2 separate regions of the Homo sapiens genome follow, and region 1 is linked to region 2. A link is a loop called in an ENCODE intact Hi-C map of the cell type or tissue named here. Cell type or tissue: CD4-positive, alpha-beta T cell. All regions are shown on one strand. Each heading gives the region's core, and the rest is flanking DNA. Links, peaks and the distances in the headings are about the cores only. Region 1 overlaps LOC107985664 (a long non-coding RNA gene). Region 2 has its middle 38 kb from the start of SLC16A2.

Evidence for each region. A loop is a pair of places that touch in the nucleus more often than their neighbours do. Peaks named below come from ENCODE experiments on the same cell type or tissue, not always from the same donor. Only the 100,000 strongest peaks of a DNase experiment are listed, where the experiment ranks them.
Region 1: a loop joins it to region 2, with 7 times the contacts of the local background. A loop is called at or near these places in 10 of 110 quality-filtered maps.

What each region holds. Positions count from the first base shown.
Region 1 is chrX:75,598,053-75,610,218 of GRCh38, forward strand. LOC107985664 (a long non-coding RNA gene) reads left to right here. Exons shown (of 5, transcript XR_007068273.1): 2 at 6,866-6,970. Among named protein-coding and RNA genes, the nearest start is that of ZDHHC15, 81 kb to the left of the region's middle. In CD4-positive, alpha-beta T cell, for the core only: CTCF peaks have their summits at 5,977 and 6,205; no DNase peak of the experiment used is centred there.
Region 2 is chrX:74,377,486-74,389,651 of GRCh38, forward strand. No RefSeq gene overlaps it. Among named protein-coding and RNA genes, the nearest start is that of SLC16A2, 38 kb to the right of the region's middle. RefSeq lists an enhancer at 4,506-5,006. In CD4-positive, alpha-beta T cell, for the core only: CTCF peaks have their summits at 5,382 (motif pointing left) and 5,582; a DNase peak (open chromatin) is centred at 5,386.

The DNA of each region.
Region 1 (12,166 bases), core at 2,779-10,778, 1.2 Mb after region 2:
TAGCTTGATGGGGATGGCATTGAATCTGTAAATTACCTTGGGCAGTATGGCCATTTTCACGATATTGATTCTTCGTACCCATGAGCATGGAATGTTCTTCCATTTGTTTGTATCCTCTTTTATTTCATTGAGCAGTGGTGTGTAGTTCTCCTTGAAGAGGTCCTTCACATCCCTTGTAAGTTGGATTCCTAGGTATTTTATTCTCTTTGAAGCAATTGTGAATAGCAGTTCACTCATGATTTGGCTCTCTGTTTGTCTGTTATTGGTGTATAAGAATGCTTGTGATTTTTGCACATTGATTTTGTATCCTGAGACGTTGCTGAAGTTGCCTATCAGCTTAAGGAGATTTTGGGCTGAGACGAAGTGGTTTTCTAGATGTACAATCATGTCATCTGTAAACAGGGACAATTTGACTTCCTCTTTTCCTAATTGAATACCCTTTATTTCCTTCTCCTGCCTAATTGCCCTGACCAGAACTTCCAACACTATGTTGAATAGGAGTGGTGAGAGAGGGCATCCCTGTCTTGTGCCAGTTTTCAAAGGGAATGCTTCCAGTTTTTGCCCATTCAGTATGATATTGGCTGTGGGTTTGTCATAGATAGCTCTTATTATTTTGAGATATGTCCCATCAATATCTAATTTATTGAGAGTTTTTAGCATGAAGGGTTGTTGAATTTTGTCAAAGGCCTTTTCTCCATTTATTGTGATAATCGTGATTTTTGTCATTCGTTCTGTTTATATGCTGGATTGCCTTTATTGATTTGTGTATATTGAACCAGCCTTGCATCCCAGGGATGAAGCCCACTTGATCATGGTGGATAAGCTTTTTGATGTGCTGCTGGATTCGGTTAGCCAGTATTTTAGTGAGGATTTTTGCATCGATGTTCATCAGGGATATTGGTATAAAATTCTCTTTTTTTGCTGTGTCTCTGCCAGGCTTTGGTATCAGGATGATGCTGGCCTCATAAAATGAGTTAGGAAGGATTCCCTCCTTTTCTGTTGATTGAAATAGTTTCTGAAGGAATGTACCAGGTCCTCCTTGTACCTCTGGTAGAATTTGACTGTGAATCCATCGGGTCCTGGAGTTTTTTTGGTTGATAAGCTATTAATTATTGCCTCAATGTCAGAGCCTGTTATTGGTCTATTCGGAGATTCAACTTCTTCCTGGTTTAGTCTTGGGAGATTGTATGTGTCGAGGAATTTATCCATTTCTTCTAGATTTTCTAGTTTATTTGCGTAGAGGTGTTTGTAGTAATCTCTGATGGTAGTTTATTTCTGTGGGATCAGTGGTGATATCCCCTGTATCATTTTGTATTGCGTCCATTTGATTCTTCTTTCTTTTCTTCTTTTTTAGTCTTGCTAGCAGTCTATCAATTTTGTTGATCATTTGAAAAAAGCAGCTCCTGGATTCATTGATCTTTGAAGGGTTTTTTGTCTCTCTATTTCCTTCAGTTCTGCTCTGATCTTAGTTATTTCTTGCCTTCTGCTAGCTTTTGAATGTGTTTGCTCTTGCTTCTCTCATTCTTTTAATTGTGATGTTAGGGTGTCAATTTTAGATCTTTCCTGCTTTCTCTTGTGGGCATTTAGTGCTATAAATTTCCCTCTACACACTGGTTTAAATGTGTCCCAGAGATTCTGGTATGTTATGTCTTTGTTCTCGTTGGTTTCAAAGAACTTATTTATTTCTGCCTTCATTTTGTTATGTACCCAGTAGTCATTCAGGAGCAGGTTGTTCAGTTTCCATATAGTTGAGCAGTTTTGAGTGAGTTTCTTAATCTTGAGTTCTAGTTTGATTGCACTGTGGTATGTGAGACCGTTTGTTATAATTTCTGTTCTTTTACATTTGCTGAGGAGTGCTTTACTTCCAACTATGTGGTCAGTTTTGGAATAGGTGTGGTGTGGTGCTGAGAACAATGTATATTCTGTTGATTTGGGGTGGAGAGTTCTGTAGGTGTCTATTAGGTCTTTTTGGTGCAGAGCTGAGTTCAATTCCTGGATATCCTTGTTGACTTTGTGTCTCATTGATCTGTCTAATGTTGATAGTGTGGTGTTAAAGTCTCCCATTATTATTGTGTGAGAGTCTAAGTCTCTTTGTAGGTCTCTAAGGACTTGCCTTATGAATCTGGGTGCGCCTTTATTGGGTGCATATATATTTAGGATAGTTAGCTCTTCTTGTTGAATTGATCCCTTTACCATTATGTAATGGCCTTCTTTGTCTCTTTTGATCTTTGTTGGTTTAAAGTCTGTTTTATCAGAGACTAGGATTGCAACCCCTGCATTTTTTTGTTTTCATTTGCTTGGTAGATCTTCCTCCATCCCTTTATTTTGAGCCTATGTGTGTCTCTGCACATGAGATGGGTTTCCTGAATACAGCACACTGATGGGTCTTGACTCTTTATCCAATTTGCCAGTCTGTGTCTTTTAATTGGAGCATTTAGGCAATTTACATTTAAGTTAATATTGCTATGTGTGAATTTGATCCTGTTATTATGATGATAGCTGGTTGTTTTGTCGTTAGTTGATGCAGTTTCTTCCTAGCCTCGACTGTCTTTACAATTTGGCATGCTTTTGCAGTGGCTGGTACCAGTTGTTCCTTTCCATGTTTAGTGCTTCCCTCAGGAGCTCTTGTAGGGGAGGCCTGGTGGTGACAAAATCTCTCAGCATTTGCTTGTCTGTAAAGGATTTTATTTCTCCTTCACTTATTAAGCTTAATTTGGCTGGATATGAAATTCTGGGTTGAAAATTCTTTTCTTTAAGAATGTTGAATGTTGGCCCCCACTGTCTTCTGGCTTGTAGAGTTTCTGCTGAGAGATCAGCTGTTAGTCTGATGGGCTTCCCTTTGTGGGTAACCCGACCTTTCTCTCTGGCTGCCCTTAACATTTTTTCCTCATTTCAACTTTGGTGAATCTGACCATTATGTGTCTTGGAGTTGCTCTTCTCGAGGAGTATCTTTGTGACATTCTCTGTATTTCCTGAATCTGAATGTTGGCCTGCCTTGCTAGATTGGGGAAGTTCTCCTGGATAATATCCTGCAGAGTGTTTTCCAACTTGTTTCCATTCTCACCGTCACTTTCAGGTACACCAGTCAGACGTAGATTTGGTCTTTTCACATAGTCCCATATTTCTTGGAGGCTTTGTTCATTTCTTTTTATTCTTTTTTCTCTAAACTTCTCTTCTCGCTTCATTTCATTCATTTGATCTTCCTTCACTGATACCCTTTCTTCCAGTTGATCACATCGGTTACTGAGGCTTGTGCATTCATCACGTAGTTCTCGTGCCATGGTTTTCAGCTCCATCAGGTCCTTTAAGGGCTTCTCTGCATTGGTTATTCTAGTTAGACATTTGTCTAATCTTTTTTCAAGGTTTTTAACTTCTTTGTCATGGATTCAACTTCCTTCTTTAGCTCAGAGTAGTTTGATCGTCTGAAGCCTTCTTCTCTCAACTCGTCAAAGTCATTCTCCATCCACCTGTGTTCATTGCTGGTTCGGAGCTGCATTCCTTTGGAGGAGGAGAGGCACTCTGATTTTTAGAATTTTCATTTTTTTTCCTCTGTTTTTTCCCCATCGTTGTGGTTTTATTTACCTTTGGTCTTTGATGATGGTGACGTACAGATGGGGTTTTGGTGGGGATGTCCTTTCTGTTTGTTAGTTTTTCTTCTAACAGTGAGGACCCTCAGCTGCAGGTTTGTTGGAGTTTGCCGGAAGTCCATTTCAGACCCTGTTTGCCTGGATATCCTCAGCGGAGCCTGCAGAACAGCTCATATTGGTGAACCGCAAAGGTTGCTGCCTGATTCTTCATCTGGATGTTTTGTCTCAGAGGAGTACCTGGCCTTGTGAGGTGTCAGTCTGCCCCTACTGGTTGGTGGCTCCCAGTTAGGCTACTCGGGGGTCAGGGACCCACTTGAGGAGGCAGTCTGTCCGTTCTCAGATCTCCAGCTGCATGCTGGGAGAACGATTACTGTCTTCAAAGCTGTCAGACAGGGACATTTAAGTCTGCAGAGGCTTGTGCTGCCTTTTGTTTGGCTATGCCCTGCCCCCAGAGGTGGAGTCTACAGAGGCAGGCAGGCCTCCTTGACCTGGGGTGGGCTCCACCCAGTTCGATCTTCCTGGCCACTTTGTTTACCTACTCAAGCCTTGGCAATGGCGGGCGCCCCTCCCCCAGCCTCGCTGCGGCCTTGCAGTTTGATCTCAGACTGCTGTGCCAGCAATGAGTGAGGCTCCGTGGGCGTGGGACCCTCCGAGCCAGGCACGGGATATAATCTCCTGATGTGCCATTTGGTAAGACTGTGAGAAAAGCGCAGTATTTGGGTGGAAGTGACCCGATTTTCCAGGTGCCGTCTGTCACCCCTTTCCTTGGCTAGGAAAGAGAATTCCCTGACCCCTTGCACTTCCCAGGTGAAGCGATGCCTCTCCCTGCTTCGGCTCACACTCACTGTGCTACACCCATTGTCCTACACCCACTTTCTGACAATCCGCAGTGAGATGATCCTGGTACCTCAGTTGGAAATGCAGAAATCATTTGTTTTTTGTGTTTCTCATGTTGGTAGCTGTTCCTATTTGGCCATCTTGGCTGAGGCCCTGCTTTAACTGCTTTCTGTGCACCGTTTGTTTAATCATGTTAAAAACTCTCAGAGGTTATACCATTATCATTCCCTGTTTGGAGATGTAGTAATTAAGACACAGACTTGCCTACAATTCATATAGAAAGTAAGTGATTGAGCCAATATTGAGAACTTAGGTAGCCTGACTCCGTGGCCAAGGCTCTTCAATATTATGCTTTGCTACCTCATAAGAGGCCAAAGATCCTTGAACGAAGGTGAGTAGAAACAGAAAATCTCCTAGTAGCTTTCTCTGCCTTTACTACTTCCCTTCAATCATTTCTTCTTTCTGTGTTACCTACTATTATTGTTATTTTGCCTATGATTAAATACTCCTGTCTCATTAACACTGCCCTCACAGTGACTTGGTAGGAAATCTCTTAGTAGTCCTCATATCTCTGCCTCTATTGTAAGTATTTTATGTGGTGCTTGGTGAGTATTCCTACTAGTTTATCCTACTATGGAACTCTATGCTTGCATATTTCAGAGTCAGAAAGTGAGTGGGGCTGATGGACTGCTGGGATAAACAGAGCAGGCTTTCTATATGAATTAGTTCATGGGTATGTGGAATGAGGATGTCTTGTCTTCATGCTAGAGAAATATCAAAAACCAGGAATAGGGAGCAAGTTTCGCTGAAGGGAGGCTATGCTTGATAATACTAAGTCAAGGAAACTACAGGCAGCTGGTCAAAGCTAGCCTATTACCAGTTTTTGTAAATAAAAATTTATTGGAATACAGCCATCCATTCACTTATGTATTGTCTGTGGCTGCTTTTGTGTGATGACTGCAGAATTGAATTGTTGCAGTAGAGACCATATGGCCCACAGAGGCTAAGATAACTACTATTTGGCCCTTTGCAGAAATATTTTGCCAGCCCTTGATGTATGAGATGGAGCATCCTGTATTATTCGAGGTTTCTATGCAGGGAAATGCTAAGAGATTAAATTTGAGTTTTAGATAGAGACATTTGGAAGCACTGAGAAGAAGAAATCTAGATTCAGGGGCCAGAGAGATCAAAACAGGGTAAAAAAGAACTAGCGAGCACTGAGAGCAAGTAGATAAAAGGGATTAGCATTTAGATGTGCCAGTGAAGATAGGTTTTCCAGGATTTGACTGAAGTGTGTGTGTGTGTGTGTTTGTGTGTGTTTGTATGTGTATGCATGTGTATGTCGAGAAAGGAGGATTTCTAATTCTGAGAAAATGAGAGGACAGAGAGAGGAACATAGTACAAAAAGATAGAAGAAATACCCTCCCATTTCTGTAATTTCTGTTTGAAATGACCACTACATTTCTTTCTGCAGAAAGAGTTTTCTTTGCAGAAATTTTCCCTAGGGCTGGTCTGCCAGTATCTGTATTTCTTAGGCAACAGTGCCCCTAGTGTCTATATGACAGTATCACAATCTGCTAGACAAGATTTCTTGATGAGGGCTTAAAAAAGACCAATTGCAAAGATCACATTGCTGAGACAGTTTTTCTTCTTTGTCAAAATTGATATAGATGACCAGGTACACTCTCACCAGAAATACACTGGTAAAGTCTGCTTATTAGGAGAGGCTGTGGAGGGTGGACCTGGTGTCTTTTTTTTGCCTTGTGAGGCTAATTCATATAAATGTCAGGTATAAAAATAGTATCTTCTTTCAAGAAACTGCCTTCAGCTTTGCCATATCTACAATGCCATGGACTAAGAATAACACCTTAATGAGTTTTGAGGGTTACTTTTCATAGGTGGTCTATGGCAGGAACTACTGAATTTATGAACTGCCCCTCTTTGTCATCCTTTGCCTATCCTTCAAGGCCAGGATAGTTGCCTTCCAGTTGAAGCCTTGTTAGGATGTGAAAGCACAAGAAGATGCCAAGTCAAGATCCAGTCCCAGTTGTGCAAAGCACCACCCCTATCATGTAGAAGCCTGGATGTCTTAGTCCTCAGGGCTGCCCTTACTTTTCCAGGGGATAGCCATAATTCTCAACCAAAAGTCTTTAGTCTCAACCTTAAACACACACTGAGTGTGTCAATTCAGTGCGCGGTCCTCCCTTATACACTTTCAAGGGAGACTGGCCTATCTTTTGGCACTAGCCTCAAGAAGCCAGGAATGGCAGGCAGCCATGAGCTACACATCATGGGAATTAAATTGAAAGTGTAAATGAAAAGAGTATAATGGGGTAGGTCTACTGTGACTTTTGTTCTGCTTTCAATCTCTAATTATTTTGGCATGGAACAATTAAAGTAAATAATGACTAGTTACAATTTTGTCAATATATTTCTTGCAGATTGAATGTGTTCATGCACAGATTTTATCATCTTGTTACTCAAACGACTGATGGCTTCTGACCCTGCCTGAAAATTTCCTAAGAGGTAACAGTTCTAGGACACAGGTGAGTAGCAAGTGGGATTGCCCTCCCCACTTCCTTTTTTATTTTTTCCTGTTTTCACTATTTCCTTCTTTCTTCTCCATCTTTCCTGAATCTAAGTCCTCTCAATCTGGTAACCCCATCACTAATGGACATTTTTTTACTTTATTAATTTTATGTTATTTTTACATGTGATCTATACTTGTCATACATTTTTAAGTGTACGATACAGTATTGTTGACTGTAGGTACATTGTTGTATTCATTGGGGGGTAATCCAGAACCAGCATGTAGACTAGAAAGAATTCTAGAACAGGAGTTGTGAAAAGCTCCTTCTAGAAAGGAGTTGAAGTTTATCATTAAGTATCTTACTGGCATGGGGAATATTGCTTAATATGTCTGATGTCTGGTTTCTCACCTTTATTAAGGGGGTAGAGCCAGATGAGCTCTGAGATACCTGAAATCCATTTGAAATACTTTGAAATCCATGAACACATCTTTTCTAGTTCCCAGTGTTTCTGTGGGAGGATACAGAGATATCATGAGTTCACAATAAAGGAGAGTAAGGAAAAGGGAGAAGATGAAGAAAAGAGCTCATTCAGTGAGAGAGGAGTTAATTCTAACCCATGACATCTGTGGAGACTTTAGGATGAGGTGAGAAGTGAGCATAATTTGAATATAAGGGAAGATAACTTCATGTTAGAGGCTTGAGTTTGATTCTTGGATCACTGGGGAAGCAAGCTTTGGAGCTAGACTTCCTGGGTTTGAATCCAAGCATCACTACTTAGCAGCTATGATATTTATATGATTTAGAATCATCCATACCATGGGGATAAAATGGTAATTTGTTATGATTAAATGAGTTAACATATATAAATGTCTTAGAACAGTGTATGGTAGTTAGTAATGTTTCTGTACAGAGAAATGGTAGGTGACTAGGTAAACTTTTGATACACTTTTTGTAGATACTATTGAAGATGGATGCTAGAGCTTCAAGAGTCAGTTGTAGGTGAAACATAAGCTATTGAGATGTCTTCTGGGCTAGAAAGCAAGCAGGGTTCAGACCCACTCCCTCTCCCTCTCTTGATGTCCCTGTCTGTTTAATCGAGGGGTTTTCTCTGCAGAAATTTTCCCTAGGGTTGAGCCTGAAGGTTCATGTTGGAGGAGAAGTTAAACAAGTATTTGTTCTCTCAAATGCTCAGAAGAGTGCCTGGCTCATAGTAGACACTATATATACATATGTATATATGTGTATATATACTATACATGTATAGTATATATGTATATATATGTATATATACTATATATGTATATATATACTATACATGTATAGTATATATATACTATACATGTATAGTATATATGTATATACATGATATATGTGTTACAAGTGAATGAAAGTTGGGACAATGGAATGAAATAGAGTTTACATTGCACACTAGACAGATTACTCTGGGAATGATAAAACCTTTCTGATGAACTAAGGGGAGAGAGACTGCTGATGTGCATGTCATTTGGGAGGCTCTCCTAGCAGTTCAGGTGAGATACAATCAGGGCTCACACCAGGATATGGGACATGTGAGTAAAGAGTTGATTGAGTGGTGTGGCCTTCCAGAGGTCAAAAGTGTAGAACTGGATAAAAGTGGGGTGGGTATGATGGCTAGTATTCAGCCTCAGTGACTGACCAGTGTAATATGTTTCCTAGAGTAGTAGAAACTGGAGTGGAGGTGATGAAGGTGAGCAGAAGAGGTGAAAGTGGGAAGAAACCCACCTTGCTTTTGCCCCAAGATTTGTTTTCAAGGGCCACTCTCTCTCCTGCTACACCTTGAGGCATATTCCAAAAACCTCCTTTAGGACTTCTGGCCAGGATTTCTATAGTTAGGCCATACTGTCTCTGCGGTTCACAATAAGGTGGGGTGGGTCTTCAAATTGAGAAAGCCAAAGACCATGTGAGCAAAGAAGGTGCTTACCATACTCAATCAGAAGTGGACTTCAGATTCATTAGAGGAGTATGCTGGCATCAAGACACCACTGAATATTTCAAACAAAGGTCACTTCATCATGTGTTTCATTCTGGAATTGGGTATTTTTCAAATTTCCTTATTTTTCACATTCAAATTTCCTTTATATGCAAATATTTAAAATATCTACAAATTCTTGTAAAATAAGACTAAAGAAAGGAGGACTTTCCCACAGTTGAGTCCACTGAACCAAAGTCAATCTGGGTTTTCCCCCGTTTTATTGTTTTCTGTATTTATCCATAAATGATTGGTTTCTCAGACTAGGATGATTGCTCTTCCAAGGCAGGTACCTGCTTTTCCTTGTACATTTCTCCAACACAGTACTTTGCCTGGCATTTCAGGCATCTTGTACTGGTATCTTATGGTTCGAATTTGGCCTCCTCATACCACCATTGATTAGAATTCGAGCTAGAATCCAGGGACTATGAAGCATGAGAACTCTGTAACGCGTCCAAAAGCTGATGTTTTTCTGATGGTTTCATTGATCCTTCTTTATGATAATCAGAAACACCATCAAACAAAAGGGACCTTTGTGCATTTTCCTTTACTTGTAAACATGCAGAGACTTGGTCAATTGCTGTGCTGCAATTCATAATCCGAGGAGGTATTTTTCTTCTCCTGTTTTGCACCACAGGTATGATTGGTGTATACATTAAGGCCTAGCTAGTAGAGTTAGGTGGAAATAGTCAAGATGTGTTATTACTATTTTTTCACTCTAAATATCCTAGTCCACATATATTAAGCTACGGTTGGTGGCTTTTGGTTTTCCAAATGTACATAAGAAAGTAAGTAAAGACAAGTTGGGGATCTTTTAAACTCAAAACATTCTTGTCTTACTGGTCTTTTTCAACAAGTTATCCATATTCTCTAATAAGACTTTAATTATGTAGTCCTTTCACCTTCATAACCCACACATTGGCCCACAGTCAACTGGGTACTTTTTCCTGTGAAGAAGCAACATGAAATGAACCAAGACTCCAGTTACAGCATCATGGTTCTACTCCTGATTCTACTCCTGATCAGACCACTAAGGTGTGTGTGACCTGGGAAAACTCACTGGACATCTCTTTTTATCTTTTGTTATTTTCCCCACTGTGGGAAAGGTAAGGCCTCCAGCCTAGCCTATTCATCCTTCTCCATTTTTCTGATGAGTTCTCTTATCCATTTCCCATAAGAACTGTTTTCAAATTTCTCCACCTTCTTCAAACTTCTATACTGAAACCACAACACACTATTGAGGTAAGCTAGAGTTCATAAAACAAGGTCCCAAGGATAATACATGATCTAGAAGTTCTGCTGAGGCTTGCTGCCTTATTAGTGTTCAAGCCTCAGTGGTCCGCCACTGTTTCCTAGATCAGCACCCTCTCCCCCACACCCATCCTTATGTCATGCCCCCAGGTCCTTGAATATTGTATGTTGTAAGTTATGTGGAATATGGACAATAAAGAGATGCCATGCTGCTGACAGAGAAGTCTCAGACAATGCACTGTAAAAACAAGGTGGAGAAGATAGTCTCATGTATTATGGACCTTATGCAGATGAAATGTGAGGTCATGGGTATGGGAAGGGTTTGATCTGGGTGAATCTGCCAATAATTGGAAGAGATAGAAGTGAAGAGCGTGTGGAGGTATATTGTGGTCTACAGGCATACCTATATCCCTCGCATTTATTGTTTTTTGCATTTATTCATTTACTGTATAAGAGCCAACCTACTCCATCCAACCACTATGCTAGATACTAAAAATCTTGACACCACAGGAATTTGGAAAGTACAACACAATATGGTCTGATGTACCATAAAAATGGAATGTTTGCACTGGGTTTACTGGAAACTCATAAGAGGGCCACCTCATCTGGACTTGTGTTTCCATGTCAGCTTCTGGAAGGAAGTAACATCCAGTCTGAAACCTAAAGCATGAATAGTCATTGCACGGGCAAGCAGAGGTGAGAGATTGTGTTCTTGGCAGTGTGATTTGGCTGATGCAAAGGTCATAGAAACACAAAAATTCTGCAAGTTACAGAAAATATATGGATTTTGTAATGCTTGTCAAGAGTGAAGGAAATGGTATGTAAAGCCTGGGAATTATTTTCTACAGATTTAAGGCAAATAGATAGTGGGGAACCAAGTTAGTGGGAAGTTTAATTGATACAAGAGATATTAATTGCATGAAATGTATAAGATTTGAGCTTATACTGAAAGACTGGGGTGAGGTCTTTCTAGCACAGACTCTGGTTAAAGAAGAGCCATGAGCCAGATGTCAGAAATGTTAGAATTTTGGATGTGTTAGTGGAGTACCAGTGGTGATGTTCTATTTCCTGAAAAGTTTTGAACATTTATCAAAGATAAATTTAGTATATCCTTTAGTACATGGGAATTTCCTTTAAAATTTGTCCTTATGTTTGTTTCCTGTATGGAAAAATCATTGAGAAAACCAGGGAAAGACTGGATGAGTTGGGGGGAGGGGGGACTGGTGGCCTGGAAATTGATTCACAAAGGCTACAATAATGGATTAAAAGAAAGGCGCTGAATTGCCTGCCAGAGGCAGTGGGAGGGGTGTGCCTTCTCCTTGTCTCCCCTTATTTGCATGTGAGACCGAGGTCCCAAGGAAACAGATGAGTCGAAAGGTCGTTTTTTCCTTTCTCACTGTCTTTGCACTCATATTGTTTGAGTCCCATGTCTCTAGTATAATGAACAGTGCACACACAAAAAGGAAAGACTGCTGGCCTGGAAGCCTGGTGGCCTGGATCCTGGTCTGCTTTCTACCACTAAACGATTGTGTGTCCTTGAACAAATTCTTTAACATCTCTGATTTCCAGTTTTCTCTCTGTAAAGTAAAAGTAGATGTGCTTTGAATTTCCAGTTTGTACCTTGTAGTATTTGTATGTGTCTGTAGGGTGCCCAGTTGAGAAAATAATGCAGTCCCTGCTGTGTGGTGTCTTAAAATCCATATACATATAGCCGACTGTCATATAATAATGCTAATGATGAGAACCTTATGAGAGATATTGCCTTCAGTGACAGAAAAGGGAGTGATAAAAATTTCAGCTTAGGGAAGTCACAAATTTCTCATGTCAGTGATAAGATGTGAGCACAGCTTTGAATGATATAATAATGGGGGACAAATCAGGTTGAAGGAGCTAATCTCAGAATGTATAGGGCTTATTTTAGGGACACAACAAATAGTCCACAATGGATGGAT
Region 2 (12,166 bases), core at 1,319-9,318:
CAACAGATCATTAGGTCTTATTTTTTCATCCATTCAGCCACTCTATGTGTTTTGATTGGAGATTTTAGTTCATTTACATTTGATGTTATTATTGATAAATAAGGACTTTTGCTATTTGTTTTCTGGTGGTTTTGCAGTCTTCTCTTCCTTCTTTACTTCCTTCCTGTATTCCTTTTAGTGAAGGTGATTTTCTCAGGTGGTCTGATTTAATTTTTTGCTTTTTATTTTTAATGTATCTGTAGTATGTTTTTTGATTTGAGGTTACCATGAAGCTTGCCAATAATACCTTGTAACCCATTATTTTAAACTGATGACAACATAACACTAATTGCATAGTGTGAACAAGAATAATTTGACCTCCCCGGGCGCGATGGCTCATGCCTTTAATCCTAGCACTTTGGGAGGCCAAGGCAGGCAGATCATGAGGTCAGGGGATCGAGACCATCCTGGCTAACATGGTGAAACCCCGTCTCTACTAAAAATACAAAAAATTAGCCAGGCGTGGTGGCAGGCGCATGTAGTCCCAGCTACTGGGGAGGCTGAGGCAGGAGAATGGCTTGAACCTGGGAGGCGGAGCTTGCAGTGAGCCGAGATTGCGCCACTGCACTCCAGCCTGGGCGACAGAGCAAGACTCCGTCTCAAAAAAAAAAAAAAAAAAAGTGTCTCCTCAGAGGTCACATAAGCACTTTTCACTAATTATACTATTTCACTTACTAGGCATCTGTTTTCACCCATTACTGGGTTAAAATATTTGTTAGAGCAACCCCCGCTTTGTGTCATGGGGCCAATCTCTTTGTAATTATTTCTTTCTAGTACAGGAGCTCTTTAAGGGCTGAAACTCGAACTTGTTTAATTCTGTATACCTTTTCCATTCATTATCCCCACAATTACAGAGTGATAAGCACATAGTAGGTACTCAATAAACATTTGTTGAATGAAGGCCGGGTGTGGTGGCTCATGCCTGTAATCCCAGCACTTCGGGAGGCTGAGGCGGGTGGATCCCCTGAGGTCAGGAGTTTGAGACCAGCCTGACCAACATGGAGAAACCCCGTCTCTACTAAAAATACAAAATTAGCTGGGTGTGGTGGCACATGCCTGTAATCCCTAGCTACTAGGGAGGCTGAGGCAGGAGAATCGCTTGAACCTGGGAGGCGGAGGTTGCAGTGAGCCAAGATTGCACCATTGCACTCCAGCCTGGGCAACAAGAGCAAAACTCCGTCTCAAAAAAAAAAAAAAATTGTTGAATGAAATGCTTGTTGTTGAATACATGCCATACATTATTTTGGATTTGCAAAAGGCCTCAGCAAATGGTACATATTGTCAAATTAATGCTAAAACAGATTTTGTGCAGAAAGGAATAAATCAAATCACTGAAAGCTCTTCTATAGCCCTGAGGCTCTGAACTGGACATTAGATTGTTTCCTAGGCTGGAGGGACAGGGACTGTTTTTCTTAGGCCCTTGCCATGCTCTTAGAATGTCAGCTCCATGAGGGCAGGGATTTTTATCCCCAGTATCTATAAGAGTGCCTAACACATAGTAGATGTTTAATAATTGGTTTATCAAGTGAATAAGAAAGTTGACAAAGTGGCCCAAGCCTCTGCCATCTATCTCATTCTTACCCTGTGTTTAAAATGCTGCATTAATGGCTTCTTCCTTAAGTTATTCTCTTTCAAAATACCACTCTTCCAATATGGGTGACTCACTCAATCTTTCACATGTGCATTCTGATTGGTTCTTCACAAAACAACTTCATATCCAGTATCCTTTTGATCTGTATAGCAATTTTCCGAGGTGAGCAGGTCAGGGATCACCATGCCTATTTGCAGAGGGGAAATTGAGGCTCAGAGAGTTGAGATTATTTTGTTCCACATTACTTGACTAGTAGGTGGAAAAGCTAATACTTGAACCCAGGTTTTCTTATCTCCATCCTGAACTTTTTCTACCACAAATGAATTTTTCAGATCATTTAGGGTAGGGGGTACTGGAGGGCTCTGTGGATGGGGACAGAGTGGGAAGGAACGAGGGAGAAAACTACAAACCGGTAGAAGGATGTTAAAGGGAGAGGTAGAGACAGTTGAAGATTAATCTTGTGCTGGATGTGGCTTGTCTGCCTCTTCCCCTGCTCAATGCCTCATGAGTACCTGTTTTGTCATGGAGGCAAAAACAAACCTGTTATCTCAATCAGTAAAACTCCCTCTGGGAGAACACTTCCCAGGCTGGGAGGGGTCAAATTTAGCGGGTACTTGGGAAAGAAACAATATTTCCAGCCCTCTTTGCATTAGAAGATTTAACTTTGGGGGTTGCTGGGTTTTTGTTTCGTGGGTGTGGGGCAGAGGTGGTGGTAAAAATAGCCCTCAGGGCCCTATTAGAAGCAACCAACCAGCAACAAAATTCATGTGTCCGGATATCTGGGGAAGCACCACATGTGTGAAGGGGGTGGGAATGGGTCTCCTGTTTCTCACCCAACTAGGGGAAGTCAAATAGAGCTACCACAATCAGACAACACTGTCCGGGCATGGTGGCTCACACCCGTAATCCCAGCACTTTGGGAAGCCGAGGCGGGCAGATCACTTGGGGTCAGGAGTTTGAGACCTGCCTGGCCAACATGGTGAAACCCCGTCTCTACTAAAAACACAAAAATTAGCTGGGCCTGGTGGGGTGCACCTGTAATCCCAGCTATTCGGGAGGCAGAGGCAAGAGAATCGCTTGAACCCAGGAGGCGGAGGTTGCAATGAGCTGAGATCGCACCACTGCACTCCAGCTTGGGCAACAGAGCGAGATCCTATATCAAAAAAAAAAAAAAAAAAAGAATCAGACAACACTAAGTGGTTACAGACCTATTTCCAACACTTTCTATTTGAAGTGCTTCATAAACAAGTCTGGGAAGAAGAGGAAGTCGGGAGGAACTACAGTCCAAAGCTCAGTACTGTTGGGGTTAAGTTTCTGGCCATATTCAATTTGTCCATTCCCCTTTGGAGGGTGGGTTCTGAGTTTGCATATGAGATAATGGACCAGGATGGGGGCATTGGTGACAATTGTCAGTGGTAAAAAAAATAAAGCAAAGGACTTCATGGCCACGACCTCTGGCTGGCAGTGGGTTGCCAACCCCAGACTCTGAAGGGTATTTAACACCTATCAGTCCCCATACTTGAGAGAAGAGAAAATCGAGCCTTTGGACTAGGGCTGCTGAACTTGTGTAGGGCAGGGCTTATGCCTACTGTCCTTCCCTCCTCCACTACAAACTAATCAGCTATTTGCTGAGCTGTTTTACCCACTGGCTTGTGAGCTCCTTTCTGTGTGCCCAGGCACATGATGGGTGCTCTAATAAATTCATGCAAATGAGCCCAGGCTTTGTAAGATGGGGCCTTATAAGTACTTCGGCCCAAAGAGACATGGGAAATCATTCTACCCCACATCTTACCTTGGCCCTCCTAAGCTACAGCTTCTGTACCAGCTCCAATTCACTAAGCAAATAGTTCTTTTCTCCCTCCCCTCCCTTCCTTTCTTCTTTCCTTCCTTCCACTTGTAGTCTGGGTGGTGAAGGAGCTTCCTAAGGCCCTTAGAATTTAATACAGTGAAAGGATTAAAGAGCTAGGAGTCAGTATACTTGGATTTAAGTCCCAGCACTGCCACTGTGATTGACTGAGTGACCTTGAGTGAGTCCCTCACTCTTTGTGGGTCTCTTGGTGTCTTCACCTCAAAATAAAGTGAACTCTGTTGAGTACTTTTCCAACTGTGCTCTTTGGTACCATAGAGTATCATTTCTCAAAGTGTGACACAAGGACATGAGACAACGTTAGGTGTTGCCAGAAGCAAATTTTAAATTACAATAGCTGTGGATATATTTTTAATATGAATTAGAAAAAAATATACCTAAAACATTAAGTCTGTGATGTTACATAGGATGAGGCTGAATTTATTTAAGAAAAAAGTGAGTCAATTTAAAGAAACATATTAAATATGAACACTGAAGGAACTAAAAATATTTTACCCCAAAACATATTTCTTTGACACATTTTGAGATGGCTGTCAGGGGGCCAGCAAACAGAAGTAGCCCCGCAAAGCTGTCCTTTGTGGGGGAGATTTGCACTTGTAGAGAATCTGCATTGATGCAGCCAGGCCTTCCCTTGTCCAAATCTAGGAAAGACTGAGAGTCTGACACCTTAAAGAACCGAAAGAAACATTTACCATCTGTTCTCTCTGAAGGTTGCTACCTGTGAGGTTTCATCTACACAATGAGACACTTTTGCTAGACAGGCCTCCTCTTCTCTCCCTCCGATAACCTGTCTTGGCATTATAAACTGATTTACCACCATTACCTCTTTTGGCCATTCTCTGGGCCCCATTCTTTCTGTAACCTCAAGATGGTATATAAGCTTCTGCACCCCAGTGGGGGAGTTGGGCAATCACTCTGTGATGCTCCCTGTGTACACGCTAGTAAATCATATGTCTTTCCTCCTATTACCTACCTTTTTTGAGTTGATTTTTCTGCGAGCCTTCAGAGGGCAAAGGGGAAGTTTTCCCTTGGCCCCTACAACAAGCTGGCTGGTAGATACAGATATAAAAATCATATGGGAGCTCTGGGCAGAACTGAAAGTTAGGCAACACTGCTCTAGAATTCTGAAACATCCCTTCAGAGCAGGGTTGAGCCCAGGGCCTCCCAATGCCATGAGTTGCACTTTTTTTTTTCTTTTTTTGAGACGGAGTCTCACTTTGTCACCCAAGCTGGAGTGCAGTGGTGCGATCTCGGCTCACTGCAAACTCTGCTTCCCAGGTTCAAGCGATCCTCCTGCCTCAGCCTAGCAAATAGCTAGGATTATAAGCGCAGGGCCACCACACACTTTTAATTTGAAGAAAGAAATTTGTGGCTAAAAAAATATTTGCAGCAGGCATGGTGGCTCATGCCTATAATCCCAGCACTGTGGGATGCCAAGACGGGAGGATCGCATGAGCCCAGGAGGTCAAGGCTGCAGTGAGCCGAGATCGTGCCACTGCACTCCAGCCTGGGTGACACAGCGAGACCCTGTCTCTCTCTCTCTCTCTCTCTCTCTCTCTCTCACACACACACACACACACACACACACACACACACACACACACACATCCCCTGAAACAAAAGAAATCCCAAAACTTTGGCCCAGGAAATCCTGAAGGTCCCTCCAGTGCTGACATTCTAAGACTCTAAATCACCACAGCACGTCTTGGGTGTTCTTCTGGCCTGAGGGGTAACTTGATGACTCTAAGTCAAGTGATTTGGAAAGCTGCCCACTTTACTGCAGTCCACTACAGGCTCCAGGCAAAGTTATGGGGAGAAATTAGGAAGCTGCCATTCAAAGTTAGTCTTAAGGGTGTGGGTAGGGGTAATAGTCTCCAGAGTCCAGGTGCCCCCTAGTGGCCAAAGGCATAAAGGGCTGTGGATAGAGTGTTCCTTTGGGTCTAGATTGGTATCCATTTAGGGCAACCAGTTCCAGAGCATGGTTTTTCTCAACCATCCTCAGAGACTGTGAGTTTGTGGGTCGGGGGAAAGGAGGATGAACCTAAAAACCCTTTATAGTTCTGGCCATTATACCTGACCAGGCTGTATTCCTTCTTCAACCCAAAAGCAGAATGATAGAAAAAGGCTCAGTAAATCCTGAGCATAACCCCAAATTCAGATCAGTTTGCTTAACTCCCAAGTCCTCTCAAGAAGGGGCTATTGGTGGCTCATCAGGTTCATTTTCCCATCCTGACCTGTAGTCTCAGAAGCAGCTTTCCAAACAAATAACCACTTGCTAGTTCAACAGCACCAAGGGAGCCTGGGAAGGTTTTAACACCTCCTCTCATAATTTACATTAGTACTCACATATCCATGATATTGACAGTTGGTGTTTTCTCAAATTTAGGTAATATGCTTTTGCAAACACATCTTGAAAAACCGTTCCCTAGTCCCTTCTTCCAACCAGTACCCCCTGCCACCCTTAAAAACTGTCTATTTGGAAATTCCGAAGCCATTTCAGGCTTCATGTAGCACTCATAACTCTTTGCTTTGGCTAGCAAGGTGTTTTCAAGATTAAGGTATATCAGGCACCAAAAATAATAAAGTAGGAAACTCCAGATCTACATTCCTCCTAAAAAGAAACTAATGCGCTAGAAAAACTGTCAGAATCAGCTTTTGAAGGACGCTGGAATCTAGTCAAAAACTTACAACAAGGGGAATACTTGGTGAAGAAAGATGTTGCTTTGTGGTAAGAGACTGTTGTGGCATTTTAAATCACCCACTTATCATCCCCCATGCCCTAGATCAGCAGTGGCTGTGAGGACAGTAGATGGCACTCTTGGTGCAAGTTGCTAGTTCCAGAGGGAGCAATATGAACCTTACTCTCAAAGAATTGTGGTATGGGCCTCCACCAGCCTGGAGGCTCCCTCAAAAACTGGCAGGAAGGTTTTCCTATGTTTCACCTGACTCAGAGTGTTTGCAGGGCTCCAGTGGCTTCCAAGGAGGCTGTTACTGAAAGTATTTAAAGGCACAGGTATTGGCTGCAGCAGCCTGGGGTTAGGGATAACACTTGAGACAAATGATAGACACACCTAGAAGCCTGGGAAAGAAGAGATTGGGACTGAAGATGTGTATGGGAAAAAGAATTTTTAAAAGCTCCTATGTACACCAGGGAATCAATAAAGCCACAATCATTCCCAGGGGAGGACACATGCTTGAAAAGACTGGAGAAGAACCTAAGCTTTCACCTCAGGCAGGCCTTCAGGCTCCACATATGCAGGAAGGGAAAGCTGAGGCAGAGTTAGGGCCAATATGTGGAGACTGGGATAGTACTCTTTCCTTTCTTGTTTTTATTTTTTAAAATTTTTATTTCAATAGTTTTGGGGCAATGGGTAGTTTTTGGTTACATGCAGAAGTTCTTTAGTGGTGATTTCTGAGATTTTTGTGCACCCATCACACAAGCAGTATACACTGTGTACAATGTGTGTAGTCTTTTATCCCTCACCCCACTTCCACCATTCCCCTAGTCCCCAAAGTCCGTTATAGCATTCTTATGCCTTTGCATCCTCATAGTTTAGTGAGAACATACAACATTTGGTTTTCCATTCCTGAGTTACTTCACTTAAAATAATGGTCTGCAACTCCATCCACGTTGCTGCAAATGCCATTATTTCATTTCTTTTTATAGCTGAGTAGTATTCTATGGTGTATATATACAACATTTTCTTTATCAACTCGTTAGTTGATGGGCGTTTAGGTTGGTTCCATATTTTTGCAACTGCAGATTGTGCTGCTATAAAGATATGTGTGCAAGTGTCTTTTCCATATAATGACTTCTTTTCCTCTGGATAGATACCCAGCAATGGGATTGATGGATCAAATGGTAGTTCTGCTTTTAGCTCTTTAAGGAATCTCTGCACTGTTTTTCATAGTGGTTGTACTAGTTTACATTCCCACCAGCATTGCAAAAGTGTTCCCTTTTCACTACATCCACACCAACATCTATTTATTTTATTTTTAAATTATGACCATTCTTGCAGGAGTAAGGTGATATCACATTGTGGTTATAATTTGCATTTCTCTGATAGTGATGTTGAGCATTTTTCATATGTTTGTTGGCCATTTGCATATCTTCTGTTGAGAATTGTCTATTCATGCCCTTTGCCCACTTTTTGATGGGGTTATTTGTTTTTTTCTTGCTGATTTGTTTGAGTTCCTTGTAGATTCTGGATGTTAATCTTTCATCAGATACATAGTTTGTGAATATTTTCTCCTACCCTATGGGTTGTCTGTTTACTCTACTGATAATTTCTTTTGCTGTGCAGAAGCTTTTTAGTTTAATTAGATCCCATTTATTTAAACTTTGTTTTTGTTGCATTTGCTATTGGGTTCTTGGTCATGAATTCTTTGCCTAAGCCGATGTCTAGAAGAGTTTTTCCGATGTTATCTTCTAGAATTTTTATGGTTTTAGGTCTTAGATTTAAGTCTTCGATCCACCTTGAGTTGATTTTTGTATAAGGTGAGAGATGAGGATCCAGTTTCATTCTTCTACATGTGGCTTGCCAATTATCCCAGAACCATGTGTTGAATAGGATTGTTTTTCTTTTTTTCTTTTTTTTTCATTTCTTAGCTCTAGTCATTTAAGGGAACTCTGAAAACACCAACCAAACAGTAGGCTAATAGAACAAAGAACTCAGTGGTCACATACAACAAAAAATACTAAAGTAGTTGGGGAAAGTCACTAAAGAAGCATACAATGACAGCCCACAATAGCCAACAGAGACAAACCTTGGGGAGGGATAAGAATCTGGTTTCCAGAGTTGTCATTTTATAATACCCAAAATGTCCTGTTTTCAAAAAAAAAAAATGATGAAGCATGCAAAGAAACAAAAGAGAAATTAATAGAAAATATCCATGAAGAAGCATACACATTGGACTTCCTAGACAAAGACTTTATTTTTTTTGCACTTTAACCATAATAATTTCATTTACATTTTTAAAAACCCTGAAGGTAAAATCTAAAAGAGTAACATTTCTTCCTTCTGTTGGATGTATATACAAAATTTTATAGGACTGTGTAAACTTTGACATATTTTAAGCTTATAAAACAAATAAAATAGAAAATTTACCTAAATCCAACCTATTACACAGTTCAACTTCTATAATACTAATAGTGCTGGAAATCTACACACCCAATGCTGAAACTGGTATGTTCCACTGGACCTTGAAGACAGAGAGCCTCACCAATGCCTCACAAAATGCAAGGTAGCTTTTCCTCTTGGTCATGCATAATGTCATGGTAGAAACTCTAGCACACTCCCAATTTTATGGCCTCAGTCTCCCTAAGCAAATGCCACTTTGTAATGATATTTTCTTTCTTTAGTCATCAGCTTGTGCCCTAGTGTAGCTGACGTTTATGGGATATACATGTATGTGACTGATGCAATTTGATTATAATATATTATTTTACATGTAAGTGGCCGTACTATGTTTGAAATATAAGTGTGGGAATGACTATAGCCATATGATTTTATGGTTTTTTATTTTTAAATAGACAAAGATTTTAGACCCACATTCTTAATATGCTCAAAGAGATCAAGGAAACCACAGACAAAGAACTGAAATAAATCAGGAGAATGATTTCTCAACAGATAGAGACCGTTGATAAAGAGAGAGAGAAATTATAAAAAGAAACCAAATAGAAATTGTGAATCTAAAAAATACAAATTGGCCAGGCATGGTGGCTCATGCCTGTAATTCCAGCACTTTGGTAGGCTGAGGCAGACAGATTGCTTGAGCCCAGGAGTTTGAGACCAGCCTGGGCAACATGGCAAAATCCTGTCTCTATAAAAATTACAAAAAAATTAGCCAGGCATGGTGGTACACACTTGTAGTCCCAGTTGCCCAAGAGGCTGAGGTGGGAAAATCACCTGAACCTGGTAGGTCGAGGCTGCAGTGAGCCATGATCATGTCACTGCACTCCAGCCTGGGTAATAAGGTGAGACCCTGTCTCAAAAAAAAAAAAAAATACAGGCTGAGCAAGGTGCCTCATGCCTGTAATTCCAGCACTTTGGGAGGCCGAGGCAGGTGGATTGCTTGAGGCCAAGAGTTCGAGACCAGCCTGGCCAACATGGCAAAACCCCATCTCTACTAAAAATACAAAAATTAGCTGGGTGTGGTGTCACACGCCTGTGATCCCAGCTACTTGGGAGGCGGAGACACGAAAATCACTTGAACTTGGGAGGCGGAGGTTGCAGTGAGCTGTGATTGTACCACTGCACTCTAGCCTGGGCGACAGAGCAAGACTCTGTCTCAAAAAAAAAAAAAATACAATAACTGTAATGAAAAATTCACTGGAGATGTTCAACATCAGATTTCAACAGGCAGAAAAATCAATTAACTTGTTAGGTCAATTGAGATTATCTAGTCTGGAGAGTAGGAAAAAAAGAATGAAGAAAGATAAACAGAGCCTAAGGGACATGTCAGATACCATTAAGGTTACTAATATATATAGCCCAAGAAGAGGGCCCCAGGAAAAGAAGAGAGCAAGAAAGGGGTAGAGAAAATATCTGAAGAAATAATGACCATGAACTTCCAAAATTTGAGGAAAGACATGAGTCTACACATCCAAGAAGCTCAAGAAGTTCAAGAAGGATAAACTCAAAAAAATCCACAGAGACACACATTTTAATAAAACTGCCAAAAGCCAAAGGCAAAGAGACAATCTTGAAAACACACAAACAAAACAAAGTGAGTCAAAACATAAAAGGGATTTTCCATAATATTGACAGCCAATTTTTCATCAGAGATCACAGAGTCAGAAGGCAATTAGATAACATATTTAAAGTGCTGAAAGAAAAAAAATCAAACAAGAATTCTATATCCAGCAAAACTATACTTTAAAAATGAAGAAGAGGCTGGGTGCGGTGGCCCACACCTGTAATCCCAGCACTTTGGGAGGCAAAGGCAGGCAGATCACTTGAGGCCAGGAGTTTGAGAGCAGCTCGGCCAACATAGAGAAACCCCATCTCTACTAAAAGTACAAAAAAATTAGCCAGGCATGGTGGCACACACCTGTAATCCCAGCTACTCAGGAGCCGAGGCATGAGAATCGTTTGATCCTGGGAGGTGGAGGTTGCAGTGAGCTGAGATTATGCCACTGCCCTTCAGTCTAGGCCACAGAGTGAGACTCCGTCTCAAGAAAAAAAAAAAAAAAAAGAAAAAAGAAAAAAATGACTTCAGTTTCCAGTCCAGTCTGTGAGGAGCTTAGAAGTTGTCACTTTGTCTTAATAACAATTAAAAAGTAGGCTGGGCACTGTGGCTCAAGCCTGTAATCCCAGCACTTTGGGAGGCCGAGGCGGGAGGATCACCTGAGGTCAGGAATTCGAGACCAGCCTGGCCAACATGGTGAAACCCCATCTCTACTAAAAAATACAAAAATTAGCCGAGCATGGTGGCAGGTGCATTAATTCCAGCTACTTGGGAGGCAGAGGCAGGAGAATCATTTGAACCCAGGTGGTGGAGGTTGCAGTGAGCCAAGATCGGGCCATTGCACTCAAGCCTGGGGGACAAAAGCAAGGCTTCTCAAAAAAAAAAAATTAAAAAATAGAACATACTAAAAACCAACAATTCTTAGGTTCCTCAGAGAATTGAGGTCATGGGGCAAAATGCTGCCCCCAAATTGGAAAGACTGGCAGATATAGATTATGGTTTTCTGGAGCAGAAACCCTCACACTGAAACCTTCATGTGAACCAGCAACCATGGGTAGGAAAAGTTAAACTTTAATTGGTGAATTGCTGGAGTTTCAATGAGAAAATTCAACGAGAATTTTTAATTCTCAAACTTGTCCACATTGAAACCTCAGTTTAGGGGGACCCTACACTTTCACTAGTCTTACCTCAAGGAGCCTTACCAGAGTCTCACAGTTAAAATTGAAGAAAAATCCCTGTCTGATTTCTATAAGGGAAGGATGAAAATAGTCATTTTGAAATATGCCCAGAGTATTCTGTTCTTCATAACAAGTCCTGCCTTCAAGAGAAAATATTTCACTGGAATATAACCTACGAAAATTTTATAAGAGCCTGACTGGCCTGGGGAGAGAGAAATACCCAACACCATAACCCTTCGGCCTTTCTGACCTGCAGAGGTAAGGAAAAACCTGAGAGGCACTTGGAAAGGTCACAGTCCATGGGAAGAATTTCACTAAAAGACTGAGATCTAATCATAGGTCTATAGAATGATTCACCTCCCCTCACATCTTACCACCAAATCACTCAAGGGCTATTTACACACAAGTTTTTTACAGAGTACATCATCTCCAGCTTTCAGTAAAAAATTATGTCATACTAAAAGGCAAAAATCCCTGCAGTTTAAAGATACAGTGCAAGCATCAGAACCAGACTCAGATATGAAAATTTTAAATAACTGTAATTAACATGCTAAGGGCTCTAATGGACAAAGTAAACATGCAAAAACAGATGAGTAATGTAACCAAAGATTAAAATCTAGGAATGAATAAAAAAGGAATGCTAGAAACAAAAAATACTGTAATAGAAGTGAATAATGCATTTGATGGGTCAGTAGTAGACTGGACATGACTGAGGAATCAGTGAGCTTGAGGATATGGTAATAGAAATTTTCCAAACTAAAAAACAAAGAGAAAAAAATAATGAAAAACAACACAGAACAG